2 separate regions of the Homo sapiens genome follow, and region 1 is linked to region 2. The links are chromatin loops, found by intact Hi-C in ENCODE. Cell type or tissue: IMR-90. All regions are shown on one strand. Links, peaks and the distances in the headings refer to the core of each region. The heading gives the core; the rest is flanking DNA. Region 1 has its middle 18 kb from the start of DNAJC13. Region 2 has its middle 41 kb from the start of TRC-GCA6-1.

The links. Peaks named below come from ENCODE experiments on the same cell type or tissue, not always from the same donor. Only the 100,000 strongest peaks of a DNase experiment are listed, where the experiment ranks them.
Region 1: it touches region 2 in a loop (5-fold over the local background); 5 of 110 quality-filtered maps call a loop at or near these places.

What each region holds. Positions count from the first base shown.
Region 1 is chr3:132,397,198-132,402,589 of GRCh38, forward strand. It overlaps the pseudogene NIP7P2. Among named protein-coding and RNA genes, the nearest start is that of DNAJC13, 18 kb to the right of the region's middle. In IMR-90, for the core only: a CTCF peak has its summit at 2,314 (motif pointing left); a DNase peak (open chromatin) is centred at 2,284; H3K27me3 peaks cover 242 bases.
Region 2 is chr3:132,185,276-132,190,667 of GRCh38, forward strand. No RefSeq gene overlaps it. Among named protein-coding and RNA genes, the nearest start is that of TRC-GCA6-1, 41 kb to the right of the region's middle. In IMR-90, for the core only: no CTCF peak of the experiment used is centred there; no DNase peak of the experiment used is centred there.

The DNA of each region.
Region 1 (5,392 bases), core at 296-5,295, 210 kb after region 2:
CCTGAAGCCAGCGAGACCACAAACCCATCAGAAGGAAGAAACTCTGGACACATCTGAACATCTGAAGGAACAGACTCCGGACACCCTATCTTTAAGAACTGTAACACTCACAGGGTCCACAGCTTCATTCTTGAAGTCAGCGAGACCAAGAACCCACCAATTCTGGACACAATTGGAGTGAAAATAAAGTGATTGGAGGTGAATTCAAGCAATAATAACATCTTGGATGGAACAACTATTAGACCATTAAAAGTCTACAGGGTAATGGTAGCAACTGAGGAGCTTAAAGAACTAAGACCCAACAGCTGACATCATCAGAGAGGTCAGCAGATGACACAGTGAAGGCATTTCTAGCAAGGAAGACTTGTTTGGAGCAGAGTAGAAGTAAGGATCCTGAGCTTTGCAAGGTCATGACATCCAGGATTCAGAGCTGGAATTAAACTTCAAAATTTCAAATTTCTGGTAGTTAACAGATCTACTTACAACATCTATTTCATAAGGGTCTGTGACAATCCAGTTAGATGACATATATAAATAACCTAGTGCAGTGGTAGTTAGTATTATAATTAGTATAATTCACCTTGTTATGAACTCCTGTGAGTAGAGAGGAAACACATGTCGCTAATCACATCCCACATTTTCATTTGGGAGATAGGCTGTTGGAAAACAGACTAAGGGACCCACTGGATCACGCCACCATTCTGTGATTGGTCTGGATTCTAAAACCGGTTCCTTATTCCCAACACTGAATTTAATTCATTCTGAACAAGACAAGTTGCATTTGTTTTAAAAACTCCCTGAATGCATTTAGGTAAAGAGAAATAAATCTGCCTTGAGCTTCACATTGGCAAGAGAACATACCATTTTAAGAAATGAAACAAATAAAAGTGAATCTTTAAGTTTTAGGAAATATAGTATACTGCTATAAGATCGGAATATATAACTCAAAATTGTTTTATTGGTTAGTTTTACCACCTTAATACAAAATGTACTACTAGAAGCTTAAAAAGAGCATGTCTTTTGAATTTTAATGAATTTTAGTGAAATTTAATTACAGATTAAAGTTAGATAAATGGGTTGGTGGAATACAGGTCTAAATATTCATTATGTGTCCATTAATTAAACTGCTTATTATTAAATTAACTTGTTAATTTAATTTTTTGACGAATTACAATTAAAATTTTTTCATTTTGTGAAAGACCTAGTTCATGGTCCCAGCTGTATATGATACAAGTGAATACTAATTCATAGCTGAACAACTATCATTTACTCTTTAAAGCATAAGTGTATATTATTCAATGATGTATCTATGGAAGACTTTTATCTTAGACTCACTCAATAGCTATATTTTTGATGGAATAAGGCAGAGACCTGAGCAAAATTTGGTAACTGTGATTGAGGGAGTGGAGAATTTGGGCTCCTTTTCTTCATGAGCATTTTTTCTTCAACCTCTTGCTTTTCTTCAATGGCTTTTTGAAGGGAAAAGTCATTATTACTAGGAAAATCTCTTTTATATTACTCTTTAATTTTATTTTGAGTAAATTTGTGTGTGTGTATGAGTGTACATTCTCTAAATTTTAACACGTGTAGATTCCTGTTATCTACCACCATAATCAGGATGTAAAACAGTTCCATCACCCCCCAAAATATCCCTTGTGCTATTTCTTTTTGGTCACCACCTCCCCCTGCCCATAACTCCTGACAACCACTAATCTGTTCTCCATCTTTATAATTTTGTCTTTTCGAGGCAGTCATAAAAATAGAATCATGCAGTAGACTTTTCTAAGACCAAACCAAACAGAATCCCTAGGCTAGCAAATGGCTGATGTCACAAAATCATGCAATTTATAAAGATGCCATTTTTGGAAGTTTTACCGCCTTTTCTTACTATACTGCTTGAGTGCACCAGATACTGTTTTTCAATCTAGAAAGTACTAAGAACTCCAAAGACCCCCCACTCCACCCGCTTTCTCTCAACAGTCTTAATCACAGACAATTGTCAGTATCTGTAAGTACTACTTACATGTTAGCTTTCATCCTATAGGGCTGAGTCTGGGATGTTTTAGTCACTAAAACAGTATTTCTCAGAGCAGGGCCTCTCAAATGTCTCGTTACCATGAGGGGGTAACTTCAGTGGTATCAGTATACAGAACCTTCCCACTGTTCCAACATTTGTAAATATCCTTGTTATAGATCTTTTGCATGGTATAATCATTGTGACACAAGAAGCTGGGGCCCATAGTCTTTCCCAAATGTTTCTGAGGTTGCTCAGAGGGTTCAACCACTAGTTTGTGGGTATAGTCTGCCATCTACAGTCCACAGGTGGTCTTTGCATGCTTGCTTTCATGGCAGTTTAAAAATGTGATTTAAATGCAAATAATATGTTTTGGTGTCTTCTGTGAAAGAATGGAATAGTGCATCTGGATTTCTTATCAACAATCTGATGATCTGACTCCCTCCTTCAAAACATTATACCTAGCTAAAACTCTGTCCAAATTCCCTTAATATTGGGCCAGAATTTGGGTATCACTGATCTGAAGAAAAAAATATTGGGGAGTGAGTTATATCAGTCTAATTCTGGGGTAGCTTACATGGTTTGAGGTTCGTATGTTTAGTTTACACACTTCGAGTTTCAATTAAGGTTCCCAGCTGTTGGGGGAAAAAAACACTTTTCCTCATGCAGATTTAAATTCTGTGGTCAGAAATGCAGAAGGAAAGGTAGAACAAAAAGTAGTTCAAGTCTTTGCAATTTTATTTCTCTTTTCCTGAAACCTTCTGCCACCCATTTCTTCACCAGATTCTTTTATTATCAAGATTCAGGCCTCAACTCAAATGTCACCTTCTAGAGAGGCTTTCTCTGACCAAGTGAGTAAAGCGGCTACTCTGTCCTTCTCATCCCCATTACTTTCTAGCCCATTACCCTGATTTTATTTCTTCATATCACTTAGCACTAACTTAAACTGTCTGATTCAGTCATATTTCTATATATTTATTGTCTTTATCTCTTCCCCCTCACCCACTAGAGCAAGGGCCTTTTCTTGTTCACTACTACATCCCCAATACTTAGAACAGAGCCTGACCCATAATAAATGCTTTAAAAACATTGGTTGAAAAAAAATAAATAGATACAATAATTTGGTGACACTAGCCATCTAGTGATTTGGTTTGGTCTGGTTAGAAAAGTCTACAACATCATGAATGCTCACCTCAAGCAACTCCGAACTATGGGGAACTCCTGAAACCATAGCAGTGTACTGGGAAGAGTTTTCTGAGCAGCCCATCCTGGGAGTTTTGGAGAGCACTGTTTTAATTGCTGGAGGAAAATAGCTTTTAAAAGCAAATTTGAGATTGTGATTTGATAAAAAAAAATGTTCATGTAAGATTAAAAAACTTGGACTCTGATCCCTAGATTTAAGGGGAGCTCTAACAATAATTATCCCCAGAGTTCCAGTTTCACGTAAGAAGGAGTAAGCATGCTTCACACCTTTTCTCACACTGAATATAATTACAAACCCTGGACAGAAGGCAAGAACAAGTATTTGAAGACTCTGAAAAGTAAATAACAGCAGCCAAATTTTGTAGTACCATTAATCTAAATCCATACATATCAATCATAACATGAATGTAAATGATCCAAACATACTAATTTAAAAATAGGAATTTTCCCTAAGCTCATCAAGCAGTATACATTTTATATATACAAGTTATATGTAAAAACTTCTTTTATATGTCGGACCTCAAAAAAGTGAGATTTTTTTTTAAAAAAGAAATTGTCAAAATGGATTTTTAAAAACCGTGACTCAACTCTATGCTATTTACAAGAAACACAATTCAAATATAATACACATTGATTAAAAGTATGGGTGTGTGCCTGTAGTCCCAGCTACTCGAGAGCCTGAGGCAGGAGGATCACTTGAGTCCAGGAGTTCGAGGGTGCAGTAGGCTATGATCACACTACTATACTCCAGCTTGGACAACAGGGAGAAATTCCATCTCTTAAAAATAAATAAATAAGACTGAGACACGAGGATCTGGTGTTCCAACCCAGCAGGAAAATGCGGCCTTTGACTGAAGAGGAGACCCATGTCATGTTTGAGAAGATTGTGAAGTACATCAGGGAGAATCTTCAGCTGCTGCTGGACCGGCCTGACCGCACCTACTGTTTCTGGCTGCACAACGACCGGGTGGACTATGTGAGTGAGAAGATTGTGAAGCTGGATGCCAATATCTCCGGGGACAAGCTGGTGTCACTGGGGACCTGCTTCGGAAAAGTCACTAAGACCCACAAGTTTCGGTTCACGTCACAGCCCTGAATTACCTTGCACCTTATGCCGAGTATAAAGTGTGGATAAAGCGTGGTGCAGAGCAGTCCTTCCTCTATGGAAACCATGTGTTGAAATATAGTCTGGGTCGAATCACCGAAAATAGTTCTCAGTACCAGGGGAGTGGTGGTGTACTCCATGGCAGACATCCCTTTGGGTTTTGGGGTGGCAGCAAAATCTACACAAGACTGCAGAAAAGTAGACCCCATGGCGATTGTGGTACTTCATCAAGCAGACATTGGGGAATATGCACAGCATGAAGAGACGTTGACTTAAAACGAAGTCATTGCAAGGACAGCTGTGTGGAAGGGCCGAGTTTTGTTTCCTGTGTTTGTGTAGACTCCACCATCATGTTGAATTTTGTCAACACTATGGCCTCTTCAGGGACATCTTAGTTTACTGTACTCTCTATCACTGACAGATGCAGGCTGGATTCTTATTATATACAGAGATGGCTCAAAAATGGGGTTTCAGATCTTTGTGTTTGTGATGAAACAGAATACTCCGTTTCAAAAAAATTTAAATAAATAAATAAAGGATGGGAAAATACACATATTCTCAGTAGGAAAGCAAACATGTCTTCCATATGAAACAAGTATTACACCATTCATTTGTGTATTCATTCATCAAATATTTATTGAAAATATACTAGGTTCAAGACATGATGCTGAACATTTTTATCTAACTCATAATCTTAAAAGCCATATTTAAGAGTGAATTATGTCAGTCAGGGACCAGATGATAGTACCTGAATCACAGTAGATAGGTAGAAATTGTAAAAATAAATAAAGTAAACAAAAAAACCTATAGTCCAATACTTGAGATAGCTTTTGATCTATAAAGGCAAAATTTCCACATGTGCATCAAGATTGTCAGGCAAATTCATTAAGTGGAAATAAAATGGAGAGAGCAAAATCAGTTGAATAAAAGAAATAATTATATTCTTTATTGAGTTATACATCTTTCTTTTAAATAAGCATGTTTAACAAAATTGAGGTAGCAAATACAGTAATCAGTCCACCACTGTCACATGGAAAATAGTATTACAATTAGAAGAGAAGTTAAGATGA
Region 2 (5,392 bases), core at 103-5,102:
TAATAATACTAACAACCTCATAAGGTTGTTGTGAGGATTAAATAAGATTAGTGATATAAGAGTCTTAAGAGAGCCAATGGCTCATGGAAATGTTTCTATAAATATTGACTACTTTTATTAAATGATGAGAGGTTGAGTAGGAAGAAAAGGAAGATAGTCTAATGGGTGGAAGTTTCTGGGAGACAGATTCAATTCCATAGGAGGGAAGCATTTCCATGCATAAATGCCATTTGACAATGGAGAAGGTATGCTGTCCTTGTTCCTCTTTCTGAGTAGTATCCCTGGATGCCGCCTTAAGCCAATGGTCTTTACCTACAAAGCTTGGTCTAGGTGTCAAACAGTACCCTTCCCTTATTTGAGAGCTGAAATATTTGAAGCTGAGGGAGCAACTAAGGGGGCAGTACTGCCTTGGGAATTAACTAATTCAAAATCCCAGAAGACCATGCTAATACATTACCAAACCTATGGGAGCTGGGCAAAGAGAGAGGATCCTGGAGGGAGGCCAACAAGAAAAAGGAAGTCAGGTAGAACCTGGAGTTACTACTCACCAAGAAAGAAGCAGCTGCTGGGGTGTGTGTGTGTGTGTGTGTGTGTGCACAAGGCTATCCAGTGGGGATTGTTGGAGCACGGGCAGGGGCAGATGCCCTCTTAAGGTGCTAAGTTTTCAGTCACTAAATCTTTTCTTACAGAAGCAGGGAGCCCTCTAAAAGGAGACCACAGATGGTGTTACACCTCTGGCAGAAAACTTGGTCTGCATGTATGAGTTCTATATATACATTTCCAAATCTAACAGTTATACTTTTCAATGGGTTATAAGGCCCCATATAAGGTGCCTATATAGCCACCTTCTTTCCTCCACCCCTTTCCATACATTTAGTCAACACATATTTATTGAGTACCTACTATGTAGCAGACATGGGGTGCTAGTTACTGAGGAAACATGGTTTCTGTCATCAGGAAGCTTATAGCCTAACCACTGTTATCCAGTAGCTATATAATGTGAGCCATGTATATAATTTAACATTTTCTGGAAGCCACAGTAAGAAAAAAAACAAATAAACCATGAACTTAGCCTTAACACTCTATTTTATTTAAGTATATCCAAAATATTACCTCAACGTGTAATTAACATTTTAAAAATTATTAATGAACTATTTTGCATTTTTTGTATTAAGTCTTTGAAAATCCAGTGTGTTTTTTACACTTACAGCACATCTCGATCTGGACTAGCCATGTTTCAAGTGTTCAATGGACGTATGTGCCTGTTGCTCCCATATTGAACAGTGCAAATTTAGCAAAGAGTTCTTTTAGAAAATAATAACTATATAGACTGAGAGCAGAGATAAGCCCTGTTTTGTGGGTTAGCAATGGTGTGCTGGTAGTTGTTTAAAAACTGGCTTCAGGGAGTAGATAATTTGTAATATCTGCTGATTTCCATAATGCCTTAACCTAAATATCAGGCCAAATAGGAATGACACCTTCTTCTGAGATCATAAAATTGTTCTTCAAGTGCTGAAGAAACAAACTTCTCTCCCTAGAAAGTGGACACAAAACTAAGTCAGGGACATCAGAGAGAATGTGGCCTGGTTTCATAGTCAGGTGGTCTAAACTCCAATCCTAAAAGTTTAATTATCTTCAGGAAATCCTCACACTTTAGCTCATCTGTGCAATGGGGATTACAGCAATTGCTATGAAGCCACAAAGGGATAAAATGCATGAAGGAGTCATGCAAGGACCCCTACAAGTGCAAATTTTTATTATTGACTTTTGCAAACTTCCATCAGTGAGGTGTTCGAAGTACTTATCTTCTAATTGACCAATGGAGATTATATCTATTTATGGTATATAACATCATGTTTTGATTAATGTATATATTTTGAACTGGCTAAATCAAGCATTAGCTTGATTATAATGAGCTAATTGATTATGTTGTAATATGTTAATTATAACGTATTACATACTTATTTTGTGATGAAAACAATATTTACTGTGTTAGAAATTTTTAAGTGCACAATACAGGTTATTAACTATAATCACATTTATTGTACAGTTGTACAATAGACCTCTTAAACTTATTTCTCTTGTCTTTTGGCCAATATCTCCATAACCCCACCCCTAAGAATTATTATTAATTATTCTAGCTTGCCCACTTAGGATCTACTATTACTATGGGAAGGCAGGTGGCCACTTAAAGGCCCCAAGGAAGCTCCAAACTGTCATGTTCCTAGGAAATATTAGGAGCAATTTCCAGGACTAAGGTTGCCCAGCCCCCTCCCAACATGTTCCTGCTGTCCAGGAAAAGTAGCTTCCTAGAGAGATAATTAAGACATGGTGGCAATTTCTGCATGTCTCTGTGGCTCTTATTATTAATGAAAAGGGGTAGGGAGGAGCATGATTTACTCATGGTTCTGTAATATAATCACAAAGTAATACAGCTTCTCAAATAAATATTGTCAACTAATTGCCATCAATCCTCAAAAGGCCAGCTGTGATGCTGTGATTAATGGGCATTTCCATCAAAGCTTCTCACACAGCAGAACTAGAACAGATGGCTACAGGTGATCAGTGGAACTAGGTGATATAGGGGCAAATATTAATAACTATGACTATTTATCAAGTGTTTCCTGGGGCTGGTTTCAGCCACAAAGGCAGGTGCTGAATATTCTGAGCTGCCCTTTTAAGCACTAAGAATTATGATGATGCTCAAGGTTTGAGCCTGGTAAAAGCCCTCCAGCCAGTATCTCCTCATCTATTAAACAGAGCAGGCTCATAACCCACACTCCAGAGTTTAGTTTTAGAAGGTTTTGCTTTTCTTTGTCATGATATATGAATCCGGGTAACTGTTACTGATCTTTTGACGTGGACATGGGAGACACAGTCAATCATCAAGACATCTGGTAAAATGTCCAGAGCAGAAAGTCACATGGTGCCAGAATCTCCCAAGGCGAGAAAGAAGGATTAGAGTTGCCAAATGAAATACAGGACGCCCATGCAACATTTCAGAAATATTTATCTTAACAGATTATTTGTTGTTTCCCTGAAATGTAAATCTCATTTGGTGTCCTGTATTTTTATCTGCTGCACCTGTCAACCCTAAGATGGGTACCTCCCAGGTTAAAGGTACAGCAGCTAGCTAATTTGTCCCACCTCAACTAGTAATATCCTCCTCACATTCTTTGTACTAGGAAAATGAATTGCTTGTGACAAATATTAATTAAAAGCCAAAATTTTACATTTTAAAGTACACTTGAGGTATCCATCCCATTTTCTGTCCTTCCTTTGAATTCACAAAAATAAAGCCCTCCCTCATTATTATAGGTTAAAATGGTCTTTGTCTTCTTTCAAGTTATTTTAAGGTCTCATTATGGGCCATATTCTCTATTAAACGTTTCAAATATAGCAATTAGTGCTCACAACCAACCTACAAAGAAGATATTTTAAAAAAAGAAGAAGAAGAAGAAGAGAAATGTCAAGGTTATCAGAACCTAGGAAAGTCCAAAACACTGCCACAGCCAAGAGGACCCTAGAGAGACATCACAACTAAATGTGATGCGGCATCTTGGATAGGCTCCTAAAGAAGAAAAGGGACATTAGGGGAAAACTAAAGAAATAAAATTAACTATGGACTTTACTTAATAATAATGTGTCAATATTGATTCATTAATTATGACAAATGTACCATCCTAATGTAAGATATTGATAAAAGAGAAAATGGTATGGGGTATGTGGGAACTTTATACTACCTCCTCGACTTTTCTGAAAATCTAAAACTGTTCTCAAAAATAAAGTCTACTGTATTTAAAACTGAGAAAATCTATAAAACAATGGTTTTCAGACATTAAAAAATAGAAAAGAAGGTTTCTTAATCCCTATTTTATAAACAAATAAATTCCATAGAACTTAAGCACCTTTCCCAGGTTGCACAGGTAAATCAATGGCAGAGATAAGATTCAAATCCAGGTAGACTCCAGAACCCATGGTGAGATGCATCTCATGTAAAATCAATCCAGGGTGCACTGTTTGGGAGCCTTCCTGATAGGGAATTATAAGGATCTATTGGAATTAGAAACTCTGTCAACTTCTTTGTAAGGTGGGTTGTTTTCCAAATAAACAGATCCGCTTGATTTTTAAAATTAATTGCCAACTGGGGCTTTATTAATAGAGCAGCAGGGGTCTAAGAATAGTTCCAAATTGCGTTCACCTTGGGATTTAGGCTGTCAGGACAAGTCTGAAGAATACTAGGGCCCAGGGGAAAAGGCGGGCCGGGTGTGATTCAAGGACAGGGGCCCAGGCTTAGAGGGGTGGGGGGAAGGACCCTGAGAAGAGGATGCGATTCTCTCTCAGATTTTTCCCTAACCTCTGAAGACTGGAGTCTAAATGATGGAGAAAGAGAGCTGCAGTAAACAAGTTAGTAAATATAGCTTTGTTTGTTTATAATCTCCCTGGGCCATCAAGGGGACATTAGCAGCAGCAGGTTCTGTGGTGACATTACAGGACACATGAGGTCAGTGCCAGCAGCCTTTGGACAGGCATAACAGCCTTCTACAGCAACCACTCCATCAGGCAGTGGCAGGGCAGGGCTGGAAGAAATCTCCACAGCAGATCAGAGCATGAGAGGAAAAAGGCTAAAAGCAGGTTTGGCAGGGGAGTGGAGAGCACGTTTGAGATCTGCTGCAGGGACTTTCAGGACCCTTTGGAGGAAACCAACGTCCCACTAGGCAAGTGGGGGCAGAGATAAGAACAAACTGATTTCTGGTTATTTTTATGAAATATTCTTAGCCCCTGGCTGACTTTCTCTGGAATAATTAGGGTACATGAAAAACAATGGGAACCTCACTCTTTTTTACATAGCTTTCAAATTCAAAAATAGTCTCTTAATTCTAAGATAATGAATAAGAAAACATAAGGAATAATTACTGTGAATTGTCTCAAAATGTACATTCTAGAACGTCTATCAACATGTAATAAACCTATGTTCTATAGCTACTTTTAAGTTTTTCTTATGTCACTAAAAGTCTTAATTTCACAGCATGTCTAATGTAAGGTTTCCCCAAAGAGAATGTATTTTTTAACCCTGCTAAGCAATTTATAACCCTTTACAGGAGTCAGATATTCAAAATGCTTTTATACATATCTACTATTTTTTTCTCATTTTCTTCGAAAATCATGAATGCAGTTATTACCAGGAATTTTTCCCCTTGTACTGTTTTGGTGCCTTGCAGATTACCAAAAGCCTACAGGATCACTTTCTCACTTGAATTCATTTAAATTCTATGGTATGTGCAGGGTAGCATGAGTTGGTAGTAGTGGTAAGGCATCATTTATTGAGTCTTCATTAAGAATCAGGCACTGTAAAAGTGATTAATTATAATGGTTAATAATTGTTGAGGGC